Linked DNA regions of Homo sapiens: region 1 is linked to region 2. Evidence: chromatin contacts called from ENCODE Hi-C or POLR2A ChIA-PET data. All regions are on one chromosome and are shown on one strand. Each heading gives the region's core, a stretch centred on a gene start or an enhancer-like site at or near the end of the contact. The rest is flanking DNA. Distances are from core to core; before and after follow the strand shown. Region 1 overlaps CYFIP2 (cytoplasmic FMR1 interacting protein 2). Region 2 holds the start of GARIN3 (golgi associated RAB2 interactor family member 3).

Evidence for each region. Hi-C counts contacts between places; a loop is a spot of excess contacts on that map. ChIA-PET counts read pairs that join two places held with the same protein, here RNA polymerase II (POLR2A). Pooled maps may share reads with other maps.
Region 1: POLR2A ChIA-PET joins it to region 2 with 12 read pairs in GM12878. The contact joins the enhancer-like site here to the promoter of GARIN3 in region 2. A Hi-C loop is called at or near these places in 1 of 168 maps with a recorded cell type or tissue (naive thymus-derived CD4-positive, alpha-beta T cell), 9 of 37 single-sample maps with no recorded cell type and 11 of 50 pooled maps. POLR2A ChIA-PET finds 5 or more read pairs at or near these places in 18 of 52 experiments (CD4-positive, alpha-beta T cell, CD4-positive, alpha-beta memory T cell, CD8-positive, alpha-beta memory T cell and 11 more).

The regions. Positions count from the first base shown.
Region 1 is chr5:157,272,006-157,277,526 of GRCh38, reverse strand. The region is part of intron 1 of CYFIP2 (cytoplasmic FMR1 interacting protein 2); the gene reads right to left. Among named protein-coding and RNA genes, the nearest start is that of CYFIP2, 8.6 kb to the right of the region's middle. RefSeq lists enhancers at 3,909-4,048, 5,115-5,324. Within about 2 kb of position 4,271, at least 8 of the 41 ENCODE cell types and tissues checked have a DNase peak (open chromatin) inside an H3K27ac peak, as active enhancers do; they include CD4-positive, alpha-beta T cell and GM12878, where a contact is called at or near this core.
Region 2 is chr5:157,163,448-157,169,498 of GRCh38, reverse strand. GARIN3 (golgi associated RAB2 interactor family member 3) reads left to right here and starts at 3,235. Exons shown (of 2, transcript NM_130899.3): 1 at 3,235-3,936; 2 at 5,841-6,051. The coding sequence starts at 3,331.

The sequences.
Region 1 (5,521 bases), core at 3,022-5,521, 110 kb before region 2:
CTGGGGAAGTACTGAATGAAAGAATTCATGAACACACCTCAATCTCCTGACAACATAGGAGAGAGGAGACGACCTGAAGTTGGCCATGTCCTTACTTCTAGTTTTTCCATTCCTTCTCCTTCACTATTAATAACACAGATAAGGCCAGACTCGGTGGCTACACAGATAAGACCGGACTTGGTGGCTACACAGATAAGGCCAGACTCAGTGGCTCATGCCTGTAACCCCAACACTTTGGGAGGCCAAGATGGGCGGATCTCCTGAGGTCAGGAGTTCGAGACCAGCCTGGCCAACATGGTGAAACCTCATCCCTAATAAAAATACAAAAATTAGCTGGGCATAGTGGTGCGCACCTGTAGTCCCAGCTACTCGGGAGGGTGAGGCAGAATTGCTTGAACCTGGGAGGTGGAGGTTGCAGTGAGCTGAGATTGAGCCACTGTACTCCAGCCTGGGTGACGAAGCGAGACTCTGTCACAAAAAAAAAAAAGAAAAAGAGAAAAAACCCATACAGATAATTTAAATCAGCATAGAATACATAGTCATATCCATAAACTGCCAGGATAATTCTTACTTAATATTTTTTTCTAGGGATTCTCTTTTTTGCCACTTTTCATTTTAGAAGGAAGCTTTATATCACAATCACAGAGAGAAAACTAATATTATATGCCATAAACAGAGGAGCCATAAAAAACATAGTAATGAACATAAACACAGGTCTGGGTATTATCTGAAAATCATCCCATGTCCACCACTGATATCCATATGAGAGGCATTTTAGTGTGGAGGTGAACTGGATAGCTTGAGTTAGAATCTTACCTCTGCCAATACCTAGTTGTGTGACCTTGAGTAGGTGACATAACCTTTCTGAGCCTCACTCTCTTCATTTTGGTATAAGGGATAATGATAGTTCCTATCTCTTAGGCTTTGAAAACTCAATGAGTTAGTCCATGTAAATGGCTTGGCTGGTAGAAAGTGCTCGATAAAAGTTAGTGCCTCAGCAAAACTGAATCCAGAAACATATAAAAAAGATTATGCATCATGAACAAGTGAGATTTATCCCAGGAATGTTAAGATTGGATTAACATTAACATCAGAATATCAATTAACGTAATAAGCTATAGCAATAAAGGTCAGAAACCATATCATCTCAATACACACAGAAAAAGCATTTGACAAAATCTCAACGCCTTCATGATAAAAACACTCAAAAAACTAGGATTAGAGAATATCCTCAACTTGACAATAAGTGGCCACAAAAAACTCTTAGCTAATATCAGACTTAATGCTTTCTCACCAAGATCAAGAACAAGACAAATAAGTCTGCTCTTAGCATTTCTATTCAACATTGTACTGGCAGTTCTAGCCAAGGTAATTATGCAAGAAAATTAAATAAAAGACATCTAGATTAGAAAGGAAAAAGTAAAACTATTCCTATTTGCAGATAACATAGTCTTGTTATAGAAAATCCAAGAAAAATCCACTAAAAACTATTGAAAGTCATAAACAAGTTCAGCAAGTTTGTAGGATACAATATCAGCATATAAAAATCAGTAGTATCTCTATATACCAGCAATGCACAATATGAAAATAAAATGGAGAAAACAGTTCTATTTATAGTAGCATCAAAAATAATACAATACTTAGAAATAAACTTAACAAAATAAGTACAAAACATACACTCTGAAAGCAATAAAACCTTGTTGAAAATATTAAAGACCTAAATAAATAAAAAGATATCCCATGTCCATAGGTTGGAAGGCTTAATATTGTTAACACGGCAATACTGCCCAAACTAACCTACAGATTCAACATAATCTCTATGAAAATCTCATCTGGTTTCTTTGCAGAAATTGACAAGCTGATCCTAAAATTCATATGGAAATTCAAGGGACTCACTCAGGATAATCAAGACAATCTTGGGGGTGGGAGGAACTGAACAAAAATGGAAGACTCACACTTCCTGATTTCAAAACATACTCAAAACTACAGTAATCAAAATTGTGTGGTGTTACCATGAAGACAATGAACAATGATTAAATTAATGGAATTGAACTGAGAATCCAGAAATAAATCCTCACATTTATGGTCAATTGACAAGAGATGTAGAAAGAATATTCTTTTCAACAAATGATTCTAGGACAACTGGATACCCACATGCAAAATTTGTTTTATGGTGTGAGGTATAAATAATGTAATATATAATAAATTAACTCAAAATGGATCAAAGATCTATGTAAGAGCTAAAACTATAAAACTCATAAGAGTACATCTTTGTGACCTTGAATTATGTAATAACAACAAAAACACAAGCAACAAAATAAAAAATAAACTAAACATCAAAATAAAAAAAATTGTGCTTCAAAGGACGCCATCAAGAAAGTAAGTCCACAGAATAGAAGAAAATATTTGCAAATCATGTATTTGCTAAGTATATAAAATATGTAAATAATTCTTGGCTGGGCACAGTGGCTCATGCCTGTAATCCTAGTACTTTGGGAGGTTGATGGGAGAATCGCTTAAGCCAGGAGTTCAAGACCAGCCTGGGCAACAGAGTGATACCCTGTTTCTACAAAAAAATTTTTTTAAATAAAAATAAATTTAAAAAATGAATTCTTAAAACTCATTAATAAAGAGAACCTGATTTTAAAAATAGGCAAGGAACAGATTTTTCTCCAAAGATATACACATAGCCAATAAGCACACAGAAAGATTAATAACCTTAGTTATTAGGGAAATGCAAATCGATACCACTTCACACCCACTAGGATGGCTATAATGAAAAGGACAGACAATAACAAGTGTTGGCAAGGATGTGGAGAAACTGAGAATACCGTTGCTAATGGGAATGTAAGATGGTGCCGCAACTTTGGAAAATCGATTGGTATTTCCTCAAATTTTTAAACACACAGTTACCATTTGACCCAGCAATTCTACTCCTAGGCATACACCCAAGAGAAATGAAAATACAGGTCCACACAAAAACTTGTACATGGATGTTCATGGCACCATTATTTGTAATAGCTAAAAAGCAGAACTAACATATGCATCAACTGATAAATAAAAAATTGTATAGCCACATGGAGTATTTTTCAGCCATAAAAAGTAATTAAGTACTGATATTGATACAACATGAATAAACTTTGACAATATTATGCTAAGTGAAAGAAGCGAATCATTAAAGACCCCGTATTGTATTGTTCCATTTATTAAACATGCCCAGAATAGGCAAATCTATGGTTGCCAAGGGGTGGGGTTGGGGGAAATAGGTGGTGGTGCTAAAGGCCATGAGATTTCTTTTTGGGGTGCTAAAATGCTCTAAAACTGACTACGATTATGGGTTGTACAACTCTGTGAATATATTAAAAACCACTGAACGGTTTTTTTTTTTTTTTTTTTTACACAGAGTTTCACTCTTGTTCCCCAGGCTGGAGTGCAATGGCATGATCTCACTCACTGCAACCTCTGCCGGGTTCAAACGATTCTCCTGCCTCAGCCTCCCGAGTAGCTGGAATTACAGGCACCTGCCACCATGCCTGGCTAATTTTTGTATTTTCAGTAGAGACAGGGTTTTGCCATGTTGGCCAGGCTGGTCTCAAACTCCTGACCTCAGGTGATCCACCCACCTTGACCTCCCAAAGTGCTGGGGTTACAGACATGAGCCACCATGCCTGCCCTGAACTATATTTTTTAAATGAGTGAATTGTACAGTATGCAAACTATATTTCAATAAAGCTGCTACCAAAAGTTAGTATTTTTATAACTACTTTTTGGGAAACTTTGAGTGTAACATAAGCAGAAGGGGTACAAAGAGAGCTGGGGGTAGAGTAGGAGCTTGGGGAGTTTGGGGACTGTAAATGATGCCCCTACAAGCAGAGGCTGTGGAGAGCAAAAACCAACGGGGATAGCAGGGGAGGAAAAGAGTAATAGATACAACCATACCACCCCACAGAGCAGCCCCCTAAACTGCAGGGGTGAACTAGACCATACAGGGCAGGCCCAGCTAGCTTGTTTGTTCCCTCCCCCTGCCCCTGCCTGTTTTGGTTTCTCTGCCATCTGTCAGGTCCTGGGGCTGCCCCACCCTGGAGTAAAGACTTCTCAGATAATATTAACTGAGGAGTAATAATATTACTGCCTGTGAGGTGGGTGGGGTGATAGGTTCTGAGGTTTAGAATGAGAACAAGAAGGGAGCCTAGCTCTCTTTCTACTGATGAGGAAACCAAGGCTCAGAAAAGAGAAGGGACTTGTGCAAGGTCACTGGGCTAGTTAGGGGTGGAGCTAGGGTTAACACTGCACTTCCTGAGAAGACAAGGGACTGCAATAGAATAACTCATATGACACAGAGCTTTAAAAGAAAAGGACAGGGCCAGGCACAGTGGCTCGTGCCTGTAATCCCAGCACTTTGGGAGGCCGAGGCAGGTGGATCACCTGAGATCAGGAGTTCAAGACCAGCCTGACCAACATGGTGAAACCCCATTTCCACTAAAATTAAAAAATTACCCAGGTGTCATAGCACACGCCTGTAATCCCAGCTACTCGGGAGGCTGAGGCAGGAGAATCGCTTGAACCTGGGAGGCAGAGGTTGCAGTGAGCTGAGATCACGCCACTGCACTCCAGCTTGGGGAACAAGAGTGAAACTCCATCTCAAAATAAATAAATAGATAAATAAAAAGACAAGTATTGCAACAAAAATTCTGCAGCGAAATGAAAAGCCCTCTAAGAAAGGAAATATAATCAAAGGACTTTACTTGGCTGTCTGTGATCATCATTTATATATATTAATAATGTAGACACTTTAAACCTGATTTAGGTTAAAATAGAGCTCTTCCTATCTTGAGAGACGGGGGCAGGGGAGGGAGGGAGATGGTGTAAGAAAGTGAAATCTCCATCCATCACAGCAGGAAGTAAATAGACAACGTGCAGAATAGATAAATCGAGAAACAGCAGTGTAAGCATATCATTTAGAGATCTGGAGGCAGCTACTAGAAGAAACAGTGAGTTAAAAGTGGCAGCCTCTAGGGGAGGGTGGGTGCTGGATGGTTGTTTTTCATTATAAGGCTTTCAATACTATTTGATTTTTTAAAACATTTGTATATATCGTTTTGATCAAAATTTAATAATTTGCTTTAGAAGACAACCACCCAAAGTCTCCTTGTTAGCAGTTCAGACACCTGGCCGGTACCCAGCACTGACTGGCAAGGTGGTCTTTGTTGTTTCAGTCCCCTGCTCCTGTCCTCCGGGACCAGAGGCCCTATCACCTACAGCTTCTCTCCACACAGGGGACCTGCAGTCAGAGCCGAGAAATCAAGTCAGCCTCGACTTGGGCCACTGGAGAAGGCCTATCCTCCTCGTTGTTTATGAGTAGACTGAGTAGACAGAGAAAAAGATCTTGGTGGGGGCTAAAGGACTTTCCCCTTCGTTTGCCATTTTGCCCAGCTGCTTCCTGTGTTGTTAAGGTTGAGGTGGCCTTTGTGGTGACACCAAACCAGGCTACCAGCAGCTCAGGGGAACGGCCTCATGCTCT
Region 2 (6,051 bases), core at 1,986-4,485:
AACAACAACAGCAACACCTTTCTCATTGAGCATTCTTTAACCACCACCTTCCCCTCCCCTACACACACTCTCATCCTGCTTGCCTACTTTTCTGCAGCACTTACCAGCATTGGAGATGCCATTCAATTTATTGGTTTATCATTGAGCACACAGGTACCAGGAAAAAAATTACTTGTTTACTGTCTGTATACCAGCTCCATGAGACCAAGAACATTTGTCTATTTTGTCCATTGCTATATTCCTGCACCTAAAACAGGGTCTGGCACAAAGTAAACAATTAATTATATTAATGGAGTGAATGGATAAATTTATGCTGCTTTGCATTTGTATGTTTGTATTCTATCTGTCCTATTAGTGTCACCAGTCTAGTCAGTCTAGTATAGTTTAACCATTGCCATATTTTGGGATGTCGGTGTGCTTTTGGTCTTATGTGACCTTGCTGAAATTTCTTGTAACTTCTTTTTTTGTTGTTGTTTTTGAGACAGGGTCTCACTTTGTCACCTAGGCTGGAGTGCAGTGGTGCAGTTTTGGCTCACTGCAGCCTCCACCTCTGGGGCTCAAGCGATCCTCCTGCCTCAGCTCCCCCAAGTAGCTGGGACTACAGGCATGTGCCATCATGTCCAGCTAATTTTTTTTGTTGTATTTTTAGTAGAGATGGGATTTTGCCATGTTGGCCAGGCTGGTCTTGAGCGCCTGAGCTCAAGCAATCCTCCCACCTTGGCCTCCCAAAATGCTGCAATTAGAGGAGTGAGCCACTGTGTCCAATCTGCCTGTAATTTTTTTGAGCCTTCATTTTCCCTCTATAAAATAGAAACCTGACCTGGTGTGGTGGCTTACGCATGTAATCCCAGCATTCTGGAATGCTGAGGTAGGCAGATCACTTGAGGCCAGAAGTTAAAAAACCAGCCTGGCCAACATGGTGAGACCCTATCTCTACAAAAAAGCCAGGCATGTGGTGGTGCTGTGCTTCTGGTCCCAGCTACTGGGAAGGCTGAGGTGGGAGTATCGCTTGAGCCTGGGAGGTGGAGGCTGCAGTGAGCTGAGATGCTGCCACTGCACTCCAGCCTGGGCTACACAGCGAGACTCTCAAAAAAAAGAGGGCTGGGGGCGCAATGCGGAGAGACCTATACATTTTAGGCTTGTTGTAAGGATCAAAATTTTTATTTATTTATTTTTTTAGAGACAGGTCTCAGCCTCTTGAGTACATGCCACCATGTATAGCTAATATTTTTTATTTTTTGTAGAGCTGAAGGTCTTGTGATGTTTTACCCAGATTGATCTCTCCCTCGTGGTCTCAAGTGATCCTCCTGCCTTGGCCTCTGAAAGTGCTGAGATTACAGATGTGAGCCAACGCACCCAGCCAGAATTAAAATGTTTAGAAGAATGTATGGTGGCAACAGCATGCCTGGCTTATAGCAGGTTCTCAATCATACAATTATAGTTCTGTCATTATTAATTATTCATCAGAAATGAACATATGAGAAGAATATATGGCTACATCTATATATAGCTCCAACTTCTTACTTTTTAACATAATTGTGTTGACTTTTAGTTATGATTCCCTTATAACAGAATATATGCCACTTTGTTTTTTCTTTTTTTTCCCCAAAAAGTCATTCAATATCTTTAGAAAAAATATTTCAGCTTTTCAGAGATAGGAAACTTTATCTTTGCATTTCCACTTTCTAGCTGGTCCCAAACAAAATACTTGCTCATTAAACTTTTTTGAATAAATAAATGGAAGAATGAATCTCAATGGGCACAAGCAAGTTTATATTTACTGCGAAGCTGCAATGTGCCAGGCACTGCAGTTGGCACTGGGGGATACAAAAATAACATTTTGTGGTTGAAGTTTATTTCAAGACCTCCACATGGTAATGATTGAGTTTGGCGGAATGTATGTTTATTTCAGAAGTATTTCTCTAGCTGGGGGAGGGGGAATTTGGATTCTTCACCTTGAGCAAAGTAAAACAAAACAAAACAAAAACTCCAGAAAGATGTCTTTGCCACCATTTCTCAGAAGAGCTTTAAAAAGAAACGGAACGTCAGTGGTTTATCAAGCAGGCATCAAGACTGAAGCAGCAGACATATCAGTGTGGGAAATCCTACGGTGATTCAAGACCTCCAAGAATTCCTGTGGTTCCCAGTAAATCCCCACACACATCACTAACTACCAATGACACTAGCTCTGATGCAGAATGAGATTATCAGTGAGCCATGCAGCTTGAGGAAGAGAAAAAGCTCTGACCTAGAATCCAGCTTTGGACTCTGACCTCAAGTAAGACAATCCTGAGCCTTGGTTTTCTCACTTTAAAATGATGTTTTAAAAAATAAACCTGCTTCCGGCCGGGTGGGGTAGCTCACACCTGTAATCCCAGCACTTTGAGAGGCTGAGGAGGGTGGATCACCTGAGGTCGGGAGTTCGAGACTAGCCTGGCTAACATGGTGAAAAACCCTTGACTCTACTAAAAATACAAAAATTGGCTGGGTGTGGTGGTGGGCACCTGTAATCCCAGCTACTTGGGAGGGTGAGGCAGGAGGATCACTTAAACCTGGATGGCAGAGGTTGCAGTGAGCAGAGATTGCACCACTGCACTCCAGCCTGGGTGACAAGAGTGAAACTCCATTAAAAAAAAAAAATTAACTGCTTCAAATGAGAGACTAGGTGAGAAAATCCTCCATATCCTGAAAATCAGCACACAGATGGAACCCTGGTTCTGTAGTTCTGATGGGGAGCAGGAGTCCCTTCAGACCATTCATTCAACACCTATCCCTGAGTGCCTGCTGGCACTGTGCTACCTACACACTGGAGACACAGAGATCAGCATCTAGACAGCACCCCTGCCCTTAGCAAGCACACCATACACACCCAGGATTTTACCCCCAGGAAGTAATTCAGCCCAAGCAAAAAAATTTTTGCAAGAAGATGATCCTTGAAGGGGTAACTGTAACAACAGCAAAACTGGAAACAACCCAGATATTTATAAAAGCAGAATGGTTCATAAATTATGTGTCCCAGCATTTTGATTGAAAAGAACACCCAGCCTACCCACACCTACACCCCAGGCAGGGTCAGCCTCTCCCCTGTGGAGGCATTGATTTGTTTTGTGGGGGAGGCTGGTGACACTGACCAGAGGGGATAGCTACATGGAGGCTAGGACAAAGGGGTGTGAGATGCGCACAGGTCACAAAGGACTGCAGGGGATAAATGTGGTGGTGCCAGGAGATTTAGGCAGAAGTCCTGTAGGGAGATGGGCAGTTACCTTCTCTCCGTCTCTCTCTCGGGGACTCTATTTGTGGCTGGTGGAGCTGTCTTAAACGAAGAGAACCATGAGCAATGAATCTTGTTTACCTTATTACACAGCCCACAGCTACTCTTCAATGAGTGCGTTCAAAACCTCCATGGGGGACCTGCAACGACAATTGTACAACAGAGGAGAGTACAACATTTTCAAGTATGCACCAATGTTCGAGAGTAATTTTATTCAGATAAACAAAAAGGGAGAGGTGATTGATGTACACAACCGTGTCCGAATGGTGACAGTGGGCATCGTCTGCACCAGCCCCATCCTCCCACTGCCTGACGTCATGGTTCTGGCCCAACCAACTAAAATCTGTGAACAGCATGTCAGATGGGGCCGGTTTGCCAAGGGGAGAGGTCGCAGGCCCGTCAAGACTCTAGAGCTCACGAGACTGCTTCCCTTGAAATTTGTGAAGATCTCCATCCACGATCATGAGAAACAGCAGCTGCGCCTGAAACTCGCCACTGGCCGTACTTTTTATCTGCAGTTGTGTCCCTCTTCTGACACACGGGAAGATCTCTTTTGCTATTGGGAAAAACTTGTCTATCTCCTGAGGCCACCAGTAGAGAGTTACTGCAGTACCCCAACACTTCTATCTGGGGACGCACCACCCGAAGACAACAAAAGCCTAGTGGTAAGCCTCTCAAAGGCTCGAGAACATGGGGCAGGTTCTTTGGGGGAGCAGTTCAAAGCCAGTCCTACAAAGCCTTTGGTGCCTTCTGAGGCCCACCTGGAAAAAGTATTGCATGTGCAAGGGCTCAGGACCAAATGAGCCACTACTAGGGGACTTACCACACTGGGAGGTGGGAGGGCTTGTGTGTCCCATAAGGCTGAATTTCAGAGACCTTAGGTATCAGCTACTCTGGTCTCACACCCAGGGTTGAAATCCTTTCTACACCATCCTGATCGTCAGTCTTTTCTTGAACACTTAATACCCCAACCCAGGTGGTCTGATTTGTTGTGGAACTTTTATTTGTATAAATTTAAGGGGTGTAGGTGTAGCTTTGTGTGTGTGACTATATTGCATACTGGTGAAGTCTGGGCTTTTAGTGTAACCATCATCTGAATAATATACATTGTACCCACTAAGTAATTTCCCATCCCTCACCCCCTCCAACCCTTCTGAGTCTCCAATGTGCAACTGGAGACTGTACAGATTTTTGTGCAATTTTTTTTTGAGACAGAGTTTCGCTCTTATCTCCCAGGCTGGAGTGCAATGGCACGATCTCGGCTCAATGCAACCTCTGCCTCCTGGGTTCAAGAGATTCTCCTGCCTCAGCCTCTGAGTAGCTGGGATTACAGGCACCTGCCACCACGTCCAACTAATTTTTATAATTTTTTTTTTTTTAGTGGAGATGAGGTTTCACTATCATCCACTAAAGTGCTGTGCCATATTTTTAACAATGAAGAAGTCTTTCTTCGATTTGAGTCACAGTCTGTCTCCCTGTGACTACCAGGCACTGATTTCTGTGTCAATCAGCACACCCTGTGTGTGTGTATGCACGTGCACAATCGTAGTAGTCACCAAAATGTAAAGTGAGTGTATCCCTTGACTGTGCAATCCCACTTCTGGAAATCTGTCCTGCAGAGCACGTAAAAATAAGTGTGTAAAATACAATGTCCAAGGATGAGGAATTGTATCAGTACTTTCTCTGGTACTGGAATTGCTCAACCAAAACTGAGTGACCATTGAAGGGGTGCTGTAGATGGAACTTGGCAAGAAATGAGAGCAAGACTTAGGCTTAGGCCGGGTGCGGTGGCTCATGCTTGTTAACCCAGCACTTTGAGAGGCCAAGGAAGGCGGCTCACCAGAGGTCAGGAGATCGACACCAGCCTGGCCAACATGGTGAAACCTCATCTCTACTAAATATACAAAAAAATTAGCCAGGTATGGTGGTGGGCGCCTGTAGTCCCAGCTATTCAAGAGGCTAAGGCAGGAGAATCCCTTGAACCTGGGAGGCGGAGATTGCAGTGAGCCAAGATCGTGCCACTGCACTCTAGCCTGGGCGACAGAGCAAGACTCTGTCTCAAAAAAAAAAAAAAAAAAAAAGACAAAAGACTTAGACTTAATGATTTTAGAGGTTCTCCTTCTCCTTCCTTTTTTCTTTTTTCTTTCTTTCTTTCTTTCTTTTTTTTAAACAGTGTCTCACTCTGTTGCCTAGGCTGGAGTGCAGTGGAGTGGCGCAGTCTTGGCTCACTGCAGCCTCTGCCTTCTGAGTTCAAGCGATACTCCTACCTCAGCCTACTGAGTAGCTGGGATTACAGGCATGCGCCATCCTGTCCAGCTAATTTTTTGTATTTTTAGTAGAGTCGGGGTTTTGCTATGTTGGCAAGGCTGGTCTTGAACTCCTGGCCTCAAGCGATCTGCCCTCCTTGGCCTCCCAAAGTGTTGGGATTACAGGCGTGAGCCACCACACCCGACCCAGGTTCTTCTAATTATAAGCCCTTGAATTAACTCCAGGATAAGAGAGGAGTAGAAAGTTCTGATCTCCCTTTCAGTCATCTCAATCTCATCTGTTTCTCTTCCCCTTGGTATAGGCTGCAGAGCTCCACAGAGAAGGGGATCAGAGTGAGACTGGGCTCTACAAGCCTTGTGATGTATCTGCAGCCACCTCTTCTGCTTATGCTGGGGGAGAGGGAATCCAACATGCCTCCCACGGAACGGCTAGTGCGGCTTCTCCATCCACGAGCACTCCAGGGGCTGCTGAAGGAGGAGCAGCAAGGACAGCAGGTGGCATGGCAGTGGCAG